2 separate regions of the Homo sapiens genome follow, and region 1 is linked to region 2. The links are chromatin loops, found by intact Hi-C in ENCODE. Cell type or tissue: PC-3. All regions are shown on one strand. Each heading gives the region's core, and the rest is flanking DNA. Links, peaks and the distances in the headings are about the cores only. Region 1 has its middle 17 kb from the start of SULT1C2. Region 2 holds the start of LINC01594 (long intergenic non-protein coding RNA 1594).

Region 1 (5,387 bases), core at 204-5,203, 55 kb after region 2:
CCCAGCTGTAGCTGGAACAGAGCATACCGCAAGACCACCATGCATGGCTGGCACAAACATCCAGGCCCTGGAGTCCTCTCTTCCCTCACAGCCTGCCCCATCAGCAGTGCTTTCTCCAGTCTGTACATCTGGGCTATCTCAGCAAATCGTAATGTCTTGCCTCTCACTGGGTGCTTCAGAATCCCTCCTCAGGAAGAAGAGGCAGTGCTCCTCGGAGACCCCTTTTCATCAAGGAGGGCTAAGCATTGGGCTGAGGGCAGCAGGAGTCAGGGACCCTCCGATGGGTCTAAGATAATCAGGGGTCCTCAGCTGTCTGCAGGCCGCCCTGGAATGCTGCGTCTTTGTTGGCAATGTGGACTGTTTCCAGCAGAGCTGTCTCCCTCAGGGTCATTGCTCCTGTCAGTCTCTGGGCACCACCTTCCACCCAGGGGGCACATTGGGAGAGTAGAGGTGAAGTGGCCATCCCTCCTCAGTGGTGCCCATTCTCTTCCTTCTCGCCCTCCATCCAGCTGGCCCTGACCCATGATCAGTCTCTGCATTTCAGTGACTCCCAAGCACACTGTGGCTTCCACTTTCCTCATTCTGCAGCCTCTTCATAAGAACAATCAACCATTCATGTTCCATATTCACCATAAGCAAAGCAAGAAAGAGAGCCCTTGCCTTTCATGAGATTCTTGGTAGTCCTCTGGGAAATCTGCCTCCCCATGCAGTCTCTCTGCATGTGCCCAGGGCCACCTCATCTTCTTGGGGACACACTCATATGGCCAGGTCCTGGAATTGCCTTACATTGGCAGCTGGTTCTTGGAAACCCCATGGAATGTGTCACACCAACTTCCTTCAAACCCTACCAAGCAGAACTCAGGGATTTTAGTACTTTCTGTAAATCTCTATCTGCCTTGGTTGACCATCCCTGAATTGACTCGTCTGTGCCTTAACTGGGCTTAAGTGAAGAAAGTCCAGTCAGAGCAGAGCATGGGTTGAGTTCATCGGACACAGAAAACGTGTCCGAGCTTCCTTCTACCCCAGCTGACAAAGGCAGCCCACCTCAGTCGGCTCAAGCTGAGTTTCTGGGTCAGCTTGCGCTGGATCTTATGTAGATGAATGAGAAGGCTCCTGAAGATCCGTATTTGTGAAGATAGGGGTCCTGGGTGAGGATTGCATGGGAGTCCCAGAAATCCAGACATCATCAGACCCTCCCAGCCTTCTTCCCAAAGAGTTCTGAGGAGCACTCCCAACAACAGGAGCCTGTGCATGGTAAAGGGCCTGCCTCCCTTTGAAACTTGTAGGGGAAGTATGCCCAGCTCTCCAAGCCAAGGGAGGTCCCAGGCCACCACAGCTCTCATGCTCCCGAGGCAGGAGTTTTTCCTCCACCCACCTTCCCATCTGGAAGCACCTCCTGGGAAGTGGTGTACATATTGTGGTCCCAGGAATAAGCAGGTGGGCATAGAAGAGACCAATAGTATATGTGGGCCATGATGGCAAGGACCATAAAGTAAGTGCAGGTGCAGTTTTCAGATGGTGACCTGAACATGGCCTCCAGCCAGAAGATAAGGATCAAGAAGGGTTATGCATGGCTGATGGACAGCTCTCCACCTGTTAGGTCATCCCCAGTGTGCAGCTGGATTGCTGTGGGCTTTTGGGTCATTGGGCCTCCAGGAGCAGTCATTAGTGATGTCCACTCACAGAGTTCAGACCTAGGTACAAAGTTTAGCAGAAAAAGGTGGACTAACTGACTAGGGTTTGGTCCACCCCTAGGTTTAAAACTCCAGAGTCCAGCATGTCCCTAACCAGAAGGCCACTGGCTGCCCGCCTAAGCTCCAAACTGATGGAGAACAGCCCCGACCACCACCAGTACCCACCATGGAAATTAGGGAACAATACGGGTGCAGGGAGAGGCAGACCAGGCCGGCTTCCGACAGAAGACTCAGTGTAGAATCAGTTGCAACAGCCATATAAAAGTTAAGATGCCCTCCCTAGCAACTCACGTGGACATGAGCCCAAGAAACTAGCACAAAACATCTCCAGTCATGCCCCTTGAGGTCCCAGGGACCTTGATTACACCCTGGTTGTAATCAAGCAGGAAACTGCAATCAGTCACAGCACTTTGGCCTAACTACACGCCAGGCTGAATGTCCAAAGGTTGTTCGCACAGGAAAAACCTTAGGAGCATCCTGCTAGGGGCTGGTGTGCCAGGCAGACATCATTGTGAAATCCCACAGTGTGCAAGCAACCTGTGCCATCCTGTATTTGGGTTTGGGTTGCCAGAAGCAGATCCTGGTATGAGGGTTTCTGTGCAAGGGATTTATTTAAAAAGTATTCCTAGGAGAGAATTATCAGTGTGTGGTGAGGCAGGCTGGAGAGGAAGTAGCCAAGCAAGGGTATGGACTTAGCATAGTCCTAGGTGCAGCCTGATCCTCAGGGGGCAATGCAGGGATTGTCCCTACTTGAGTCAGGGAACTGGGCTTTCCTGGGGCATGACATAATCACTCCCTCTGAGAGGCCCCAGGGCAATGTCAGCTCCCATACCTGTGTTCTCTGAGCCTGTGCTCTCTAAGCCTCTGGGCAAAGCCACTCAGTCCCCAAGGTCCAGGCTCATAGAAGAAAGGGTAGGGGATGAGGTGAGGACTGGCAGTGGGGATCCGAGGGCATCTGGGCGGAGCACTAGGAACTCAGCTTCATTACCAGGGAGCATCAGTGAGGATGAACCCACTTTTGAATCCCACATGAAAAACCCAGCACTGTGTGAGTGCACCAAGAACCTTGAGCTCTGTATGGTTGAAAAGCTTCCTTCTGAAGTTGGAGCTGGTAGTTGTTGAATACAGGGTGCACATGGGGGCTGAGGATGGTGATGAACTACAGTGGTGGCACATGTGGGATTGATTGATCTGCCAGCTCAGCATTGATCTGTGAGCTCTGCCCTGGTCTTTGCCAGCCAAGCTGGAGGGCCTTCAGCCTTAAGGGAAGTCCCCCTTCTTATCCCACCACACCCTGCTGCCCTGATATGGAGAATGGCTACTTAGGTAGGAAACCCTAGAATGTGAGATGCAACATCCTAGCCCCTTTCCATGGGGCAGGGGGTATGGGTCCAAGCCAGGAGGGTCCTAGGACAGGGTGTTTCCTACTCAGGGCAGCAGGCCCTTCTGTAATTGAGAGACCCGGGGTCAGAGTCACAGAAACGAAACGAAACGAAACAGAAACAAAGATGGAACCTGAGACCCGGAAGCTGGAAAAGACACTCTGGGGAGGGCCCGAGGCATGTCTCATGACTAAAACACAACACTGAAGGCACAGGGGATGCGAAAGGAACAGGAAGAACAGGAAAAGTAAACAACCAGAAAGGATTCCTGGGAAAATGCCTGAACACTGAGCTATGATGATGACAAAACTCATAGACAGACTTGCTCCACTTAAACTAAAGGCACAAAATAATGTTTGTTTTTTGGGTATATTAAATGGATCTTTACTTAATTTCTGAAAGGAAGCTGAAAATATAAAACTGCTATACTTTTCCACCTGACACTGAATATTATAATGAAATCTCTGATTGTGATATATCGATGATAGATAGATAATAGATATAGATATAGATATATACAGACAGATGAAGAACTGTTTTTCAGTGTATTTAGCTATGTAAGTACACCTTGATGCCTGCACGCCATGGGATTTCACAGAGATGTCTGCCTGGCAATCAGCTCCCAGCAGGATGCTCCTTAGAAGACTAAGCGTTTGCCTTGGCAAGAAGCCTTTGGACATTCAGCCCGGTGTGCGATTATGCCAAAGTCGATCTAAAGCTGAAAAACTACTTGGAAATAATAAAGCAATCTCAACACAAGGCTTTACATAGTGTGCCTGTGAAGGTCTGTGATCAAAAGCCTTGAATTTCAGCCTTGTTTCCGGAATGTTGTCATAAATGTTAGTCGACAATCTATAGAACTGGAAGTCTTTCATTTCTCAGGCACAGGGACCTGACTCATGCTTCTCAAGCACACTTATACCTCTGTCAACCCATCCAAAGGCATCTCACCTTAAATATATTTCTGATTAAGAGATGGGGGTTCAGGCTGGGCGCAGTGGTTCATGCCCGTAATCCTAGCACTTTGGGAGGCCGAGGCAAGCAGATCACTTGAGGCCAGGAGTTCAAGACCAGCAATGGTCAACATGGTGAAACTCCATCTCTACTAAAAGAAACATACAAAAATGAGCTGTCTGTGTTGGTGGGCACCTGTAATCCCAGCTACTTGGGAGGCTGAGGCAGGAGAATCGCTTGAACCTGGGAGGCAGAGGTTGCAGTGAGCCGAAATAGCGCCACTGCACTCCAGCCTGGGTGACAGAGCGAGACTCCATCTCAAAAAAAAAAAAAAAAAGAGAGATGGGGGTTCTTTGTTAAAAAAAAAAAAGAAAGAAAGAGAGAGAGAGAGAGATGGAATATTATAACCTTCCAACTTAGTGGGAGATGGAAATAAGAAAACACTGTAAGGATCCTTCCAACCTAGAGCCTATGAACTTGAAATGCAAATGTGAATAGATCATCTTCTCCCTTCAAAAGCTCCAAATGGAACCTCTATGTGATTTGCTCCCACATCTAATTCTTCAGTTCCAAATATTCTGCAGGATTATTATGTTTTCAACTGCCTAGCAGATCTTCCCACCTCCACAAGTAATATCCCTCCATAGTACCTCAGTGTTGGAAATGCTTAAAATGACCCTCTTCGTGCTGCTGCTCCTTCTCCTCCTTAACCATTTATTCCTTGTAATTTCTAATTTCCAATTGCTGTTTATGAAAATCAGTATTTTATTGGGTATCTTTCCCCTTGATGTCCAGTAACTTAAATACTATGATATAAAAGTAATAATACTTAAGCATTATAATTTAAAAGCAATACATCTTCTATTACTTGATGGGGATGAGAGAAGGAAGAAAACAAGGACTTTGCTTAATATACATTTATATAACACATTCATAACAAAAAATACTCATGACAATTACAGCCCTCATTTCTATAAACGGTTGTGTGGTCATACCTGATACTTATAACTACCTTCTTCCATTACCCATTCCATATTCCTGTGCTTCCTACAAACACCTCAGCTAGTCATGCACCATTACCTGGTGAGGTTACCCAAGCCTTCATCCTGAAGGATCTGGACCATAAGTAGTCCTGCCCGAATTCAGCTGTAGTTTTCCATTGAACTTAATCACAAGGCATGGTATACAAACACTCAAAGTTATCTCCTGGATTCCAGACATCCTCTTGCTTGTTTCTATTGTGGAGCATGGGGGCCATGGACATTTGGGACGCTTCTTCATGTAACTTACTTGTGCCTTTAGAGCCTGCTCAGGCCCAATCATGTGTACATCACTTCCATTTCATGGTGAGTTGCTG
Region 2 (5,387 bases), core at 187-5,186:
GATGGGTTTTGGTGTCCCATCTGTACACCTTGATGTCCTTCCTGTTTGTTGGTTTATGTTCTAACCGACAGGACCCTCAGCTGCAGGTCTGTTGGAGTTTGCTAGAGGTCCACTCCAGACCCTGTTTGCCTGGGTATCAGCAGTGGTGGCTGCAGAACAGTGGATATTGTTGAACCGCCAATGCGGGAAAAAAATGCCAGACAAGAATTTTATATTCTGCAAAACTAAGCTTAATAAGTGAAGGAGAAAAATGTCTTTTCCAGACAAGCAAATGCTAAGGGAATTCATCACCATAGGACTGGCCCTACAAGAGATGCTTAGTGGAGTTCTAAATATGGAAATAAAATGATGATATCTGCTATGAAAGCACACACAAGCACATAGCCATGGACACTGTAAACCTCATTTACAGTGGTAAACCTGTAAACCTTCCAGTTCAAGGAGAACTACAAACCACTGCTCAATGAAATAAAAAAGGATACAAAGAAATGGAAGAACATTCCATGCTCATGGGTAGGAAGAATCAATATCATGAAAATGGCCATACTGCCCAAGGTAATTTATGGATTCAATGCCATCCCCAATGCCTATAAGAAAGGCTCCAAAGGGGTCATTAAGAAATGGCAGTTAAGGTTAAAGATGTTTAGAATGTGTTCAAGAGTAAAAATTGATTTGGAGACTTCACTTGGAAGTGTTAATAGCAAAGACTTGGAACCAACCCAAATGTCTAACAATGATAGACTGGATTAAGAAAATGTGGCACATATACACCATGGAATACTATGCAGCCATAAAAAATGGTGAGTTCATGTCCTTTGTAGGGACATGGATGAAATTGGAAATCATCATTCTCAGTAAACTATCGCAAGAACAAAAAACCAAACACTGCATGTTCTCACTCATAGGTGGGAATTGAACAATGAGAACACATGGACACAGGAAGGGGAACATCACACTCCGGGGACTGTTGTGGGGTGGGGGGAGGGGGGAGGGATAGCATTAGGAGATATACCTAATGCTAAATGACGAGTTCATGGGTGCAGCACACCAGCATGGCACATGTATACATATGTAACTAACCTACACATTGTGCACATGTACACTAAAACTTAAAGTATAATAATAATAAAATAAAATAAAATAAAGAAATGAAAGTGGGACATCGCTACTGATTTCATAGAAATAAAAATGATTATGGAAGAATACTATGAACAACAGTACATGAACAACTTGGATACCCTAGATGAAATAGACAAGTTCCTAGAAACACACGATATACTAAACTGACTTGTGAAAGAATAGAAAATATGAACAGACTCACAGCTAATAAAGAGAACAAAGAAAAGCCTAGAGCTAGATAGCTTCAGTGGCATATTCCACTGAACATTTAAATGCGAACAAAAACCCTCTCAAACTCTTCAAAAAATTGGAGACAGAAAAATACCTCCCTCATTCTATGACTCACCTAGAATAGTGAAATTTATGGAGAGAGAAGGTAGAAGTTACCAGGGATTGGAGGAGAAGGTAATAGAGACATTTTTAGTGAGTATAGTTTCTGTTTGGGATAATGAAAAAGTTCTGGAAATGGATAGTGATGATGGTTACATAACGTTGTGAATGTACTTAAAGCTACTTAATAGTACACTTAAAAATAGTTAAAATAATAGTGAATTATATGTTACGTATATTTTACAATTCTTAAAATAAATGTAATCCTTGTGGTTGTTACTCCACTACCACAGAATACACACACACACACACACACACACACACACTCCTTCAGAAAAGGAATACTTCAATTTTCTAAATTTTCTGTCTGATCACTCAAAATACTTTGATACTATGCCAAAATATCAGGAAATTTCATGTTTATTGGAATATAAAAATGTAATGAAAACTTTAGATAGTAATTGAAATGCTCTGGTATTTAACGATGTGTGTGACTTTTAAAATGTGTTTTTGATAGACTCTGATAATTTTATAAAACTACACAAACTCATACGAATTTTTCCATGCTGTCCAGTAATCGATTGATTGCTTCTCAGTCCAAATTCACTGTCTGCCCTCTCTGCGAAACTGAATCTGAACCCTTTCAATATTTTTCCTTTGCCAGCTGCTGTGATGTTGAAACCTTGTCAGCAGAGAGCACTGGAGAGACATTGTGGGAGGAAAGAGTTTTGCTTCCTGGTTCAGGGTTTTCACTGGCCAGGCTCCCGTGGTTCTTCTCCACTGTGCCAGCTCCTCTAGGTCCCACTCCTGCAGCACACATGGCTTCCCCAGGGTTCAGCTCCTGCAGTGGGGGTGTCCAGTGCTTCCCCAGCTTCCTCCCAGGATGGTTTTGTAGTAGGATGCCTCCAGGGAGACACATCCTTGTGAACACCTTCCCCACACCCTAGAGGGTGGATTTCCTGCAAGTTTCAGAGAGTAGAGCAAGTTCTTCCAGAATTGAACCGCAGTAGCTTCTCTGTTGTCCCATGAGTCATGCCACGTCCTCTCCCATAAGGTCTGGGTCTCAGTCCTGGTGGGCATGGGAAGACAGGTTCTTTTCGAAGAGGCTCTTACTCTATCTCAGCCCTAGGGATAGTGGCTGTTCCTTATATTTGATATTCCTATATTCTTCAGAGTTTTACTTCTTACTTGCCAACACCTCGTTACTCCAATCTCTTGTTAGAGTTAATCATTCTCTGTATTAAACTTTTCTTGTTTAAATTAATGTGGTTTCTCTCTCCTCTCTCCCAAAAATCCTGTGTGAGCATTTGAAATGCTTTTATTTGTGATACATATCTTCTAAACTTTCACAGAAATTTGAACATGTTTCTGACATGAATAATTGATTTTGAAATGTAAACTAACATGAGGTTTGCATGTTCTCCAATACTACTACTAATTTTTGAGTTATGTTAAAGATTTACAATAAAACATTCAATGTCCTTCCCAGATAACTTTGTGATTTAGTTCTAAGTTGCTTTATTATTTCCACATGCAAATACGTAATTTATTTCTTTGTCCATCAGCTGTTAATATTTTTGACTTTTTCCTTTTTATATAGCAGGAGATTAAAAGAACGTTTCATAAACACTCAAGTGCACCTTTAAATGCTGGGTAGGTCGAGTGGCATAGTGAAATATAGATATTGAGGAACATTATTATGTGTTTTCGTAAAACTAGACAGTGGACTCATTAGAATAATGTGGCAAAGAAATTTTAAAAATAATCCTTATAAAAGAAACATCATAAAAACAGAGAAAAAGGCTTAAATAGTATTACAGCTTTTATGTTACTTCTGCTTTCTATCTCTTCTTTCTCTGGCTCGCTTCTTAGATAATCTCATTCTCTCACATGGATTTTAAATTTCTGCAACATGGTACCATCTTCCAAATTTTTATCTCCACCTCAGATCTCAACCCTGAATTCCTAAATTGTCAGCCCAACTGCCTACTTCATATCTCTACTTCCTTGTTTTATATACATTTCAAACAGAAAAAGTCAAACCCACAAACCTAATTCACCCACTGTCTTCTTCATCTCAATTAAAAGGCAACTCCATCTTTTCAGTTGCTCAGCCAAAGCTTATTCTATTTCTCTCTCTCTTGCACACTACATCCAATCCATACATCATTTGGCTCTGACTTCAAACTATATCCAGAACATGACCTCTTCTTATCAACATTACTGTGACCAACCTCCTCTGAGTCACTGGCGTGTCTTCCCTGAAGACTTGCAATCACAACCTAATGAATATCCCTCCTTCTATGTCATAATTACCCAGTCACCATATGATCCTAAATGGATCACATCACTGTGCTGATCAAAATGCTGCAGCAGTGCCCCAACCCATTCAGTCTAAGCTGAATTGTATCACGGTCTCCTGTCCTACACCATCTGTCCCCAGGTCCCTTTCTAACCACCTTCTAACCTTTGCACACTCACTTCTCTTCAGACCTAGTGACTTCCCCACTCTTCCTTGAACTCACCTAGTGTAGTCCTGCCATAGAGACTTTGGCCTGGCATTTCCTCTGCCAAGAATGCTCTTCGATCAAACAGCTACATGACCCTCTCCTCATATCCTTCAATCTTTACCCAGAAAGCATCATTTCAGTCATGTCTTCCCTGATCATTCTACTTACAATCCAGCACTTCCTGGTTCCCCTTATTCTGCCCTAATCATTTCCATCACAAGTATCATCTCTTCTAACATACTCTACACTTTGCTCACTAAATTGGAGGCTCCAGGAAGACCATTCTCAGCCTCTGCCCATTGCCCAACAATCACATGGCCAGAACTAGAGATGATTTACAAAGGCAACATTCAAGGCCTCCCACAGGTATCCAGTGGACTGAATCTCAGAATTCTACCAGCATTGTTTTCTCACAAGAGATGCCTAGGTTATGGTTGGATCTCACATGGAAAAATATACAGGATGAGTATTCCCTGGGAAAGAGATTGCCATGGTTTGGACATTTGTCCCTTCCAAACCTTATGTTGAGATCTGATTCTAAATGTTGGAGGTGGGGTCTAACAGAAGGTGTTTGGGTGATAGTGGGAGACCCCTCAGGAATAGATTAATACCCTCCCCAGGAGTGAGTGAGCTCTTGCTCTATTCCTTCCCACAAGAGTTGGTTGTTAAAAAGAGCCTGGAAACTCCCTTCTCTTGCTTCCTGTCTTACCATGTGATTTTTGGATGCACTGACCCCCTTCACCTTCTGCCAGAAGTGGAAGCAGTCTGAGTCCCTCACCACGTGTCCAGTCTTCCAGCCATCAGAATTATGAGCCAAATAAACATTTTTTAAAATAAATTTCCCAGCCTCAGCTATTCCTTTATAGTGACACTAAATAGTCTAAAGACGGGGTGGTGGTCAAAATTCAAGCATCTTTCACCATAATGAATTGAATGTGCTGTTCATTAGTGAGACTCTGAAGACAATCTGACTTTTGACCTCTTGGGTAAAAGGTACACAAATTTAACCTTAATCATTGCACTTAATGGCCAGACTTTTTAAAACCATGAGTTTAAAAGTGTGATTCTTAGGGAGCTAGCCTGATTCCCCCTTAGAATTTTTCATAAGTCACTGTGACAACTGCAAAATATCATCAGCACAAAGACACAGCATAAAAATGAGTTACAAATACACGTCCTTAAAGGAAATAAATTCACTACTTTCTTGTCCAAGATTATGGCTAAAATTACAGCTCATTGGCACAGATTTTATATCTATCTATCTATCTATCTATCTATCTATCTATCTATCTATCTATCTATGTAAAACACTGATGAAACTGAAAAACTTGGAACAGTATCTGGTCCAAGGTAGCTGCTTAATAAACGTCTGATGAATTGAATGGAAACTGGAAGACTATCATTTATTATATGAGTCTTTAAAGTAAC

Evidence for each region. A loop is a pair of places that touch in the nucleus more often than their neighbours do. Peaks named below come from ENCODE experiments on the same cell type or tissue, not always from the same donor. Only the 100,000 strongest peaks of a DNase experiment are listed, where the experiment ranks them.
Region 1: it touches region 2 in a loop (3-fold over the local background); 2 of 110 quality-filtered maps call a loop at or near these places.

Annotation. Positions count from the first base shown.
Region 1 is chr2:108,268,857-108,274,243 of GRCh38, forward strand. No RefSeq gene overlaps it. Among named protein-coding and RNA genes, the nearest start is that of SULT1C2, 17 kb to the right of the region's middle. In PC-3, for the core only: no CTCF peak of the experiment used is centred there; a DNase peak (open chromatin) is centred at 3,295; H3K4me3 peaks cover 872 bases; H3K27ac peaks cover 1,415 bases.
Region 2 is chr2:108,213,721-108,219,107 of GRCh38, forward strand. LINC01594 (long intergenic non-protein coding RNA 1594) reads right to left here and starts at 4,121. Exons shown (of 5, transcript NR_131251.1): 1 at 3,975-4,121. In PC-3, for the core only: a CTCF peak has its summit at 2,130 (motif pointing right); DNase peaks (open chromatin) are centred at 2,171 and 2,441; H3K4me3 peaks cover 793 bases; H3K27ac peaks cover 940 bases.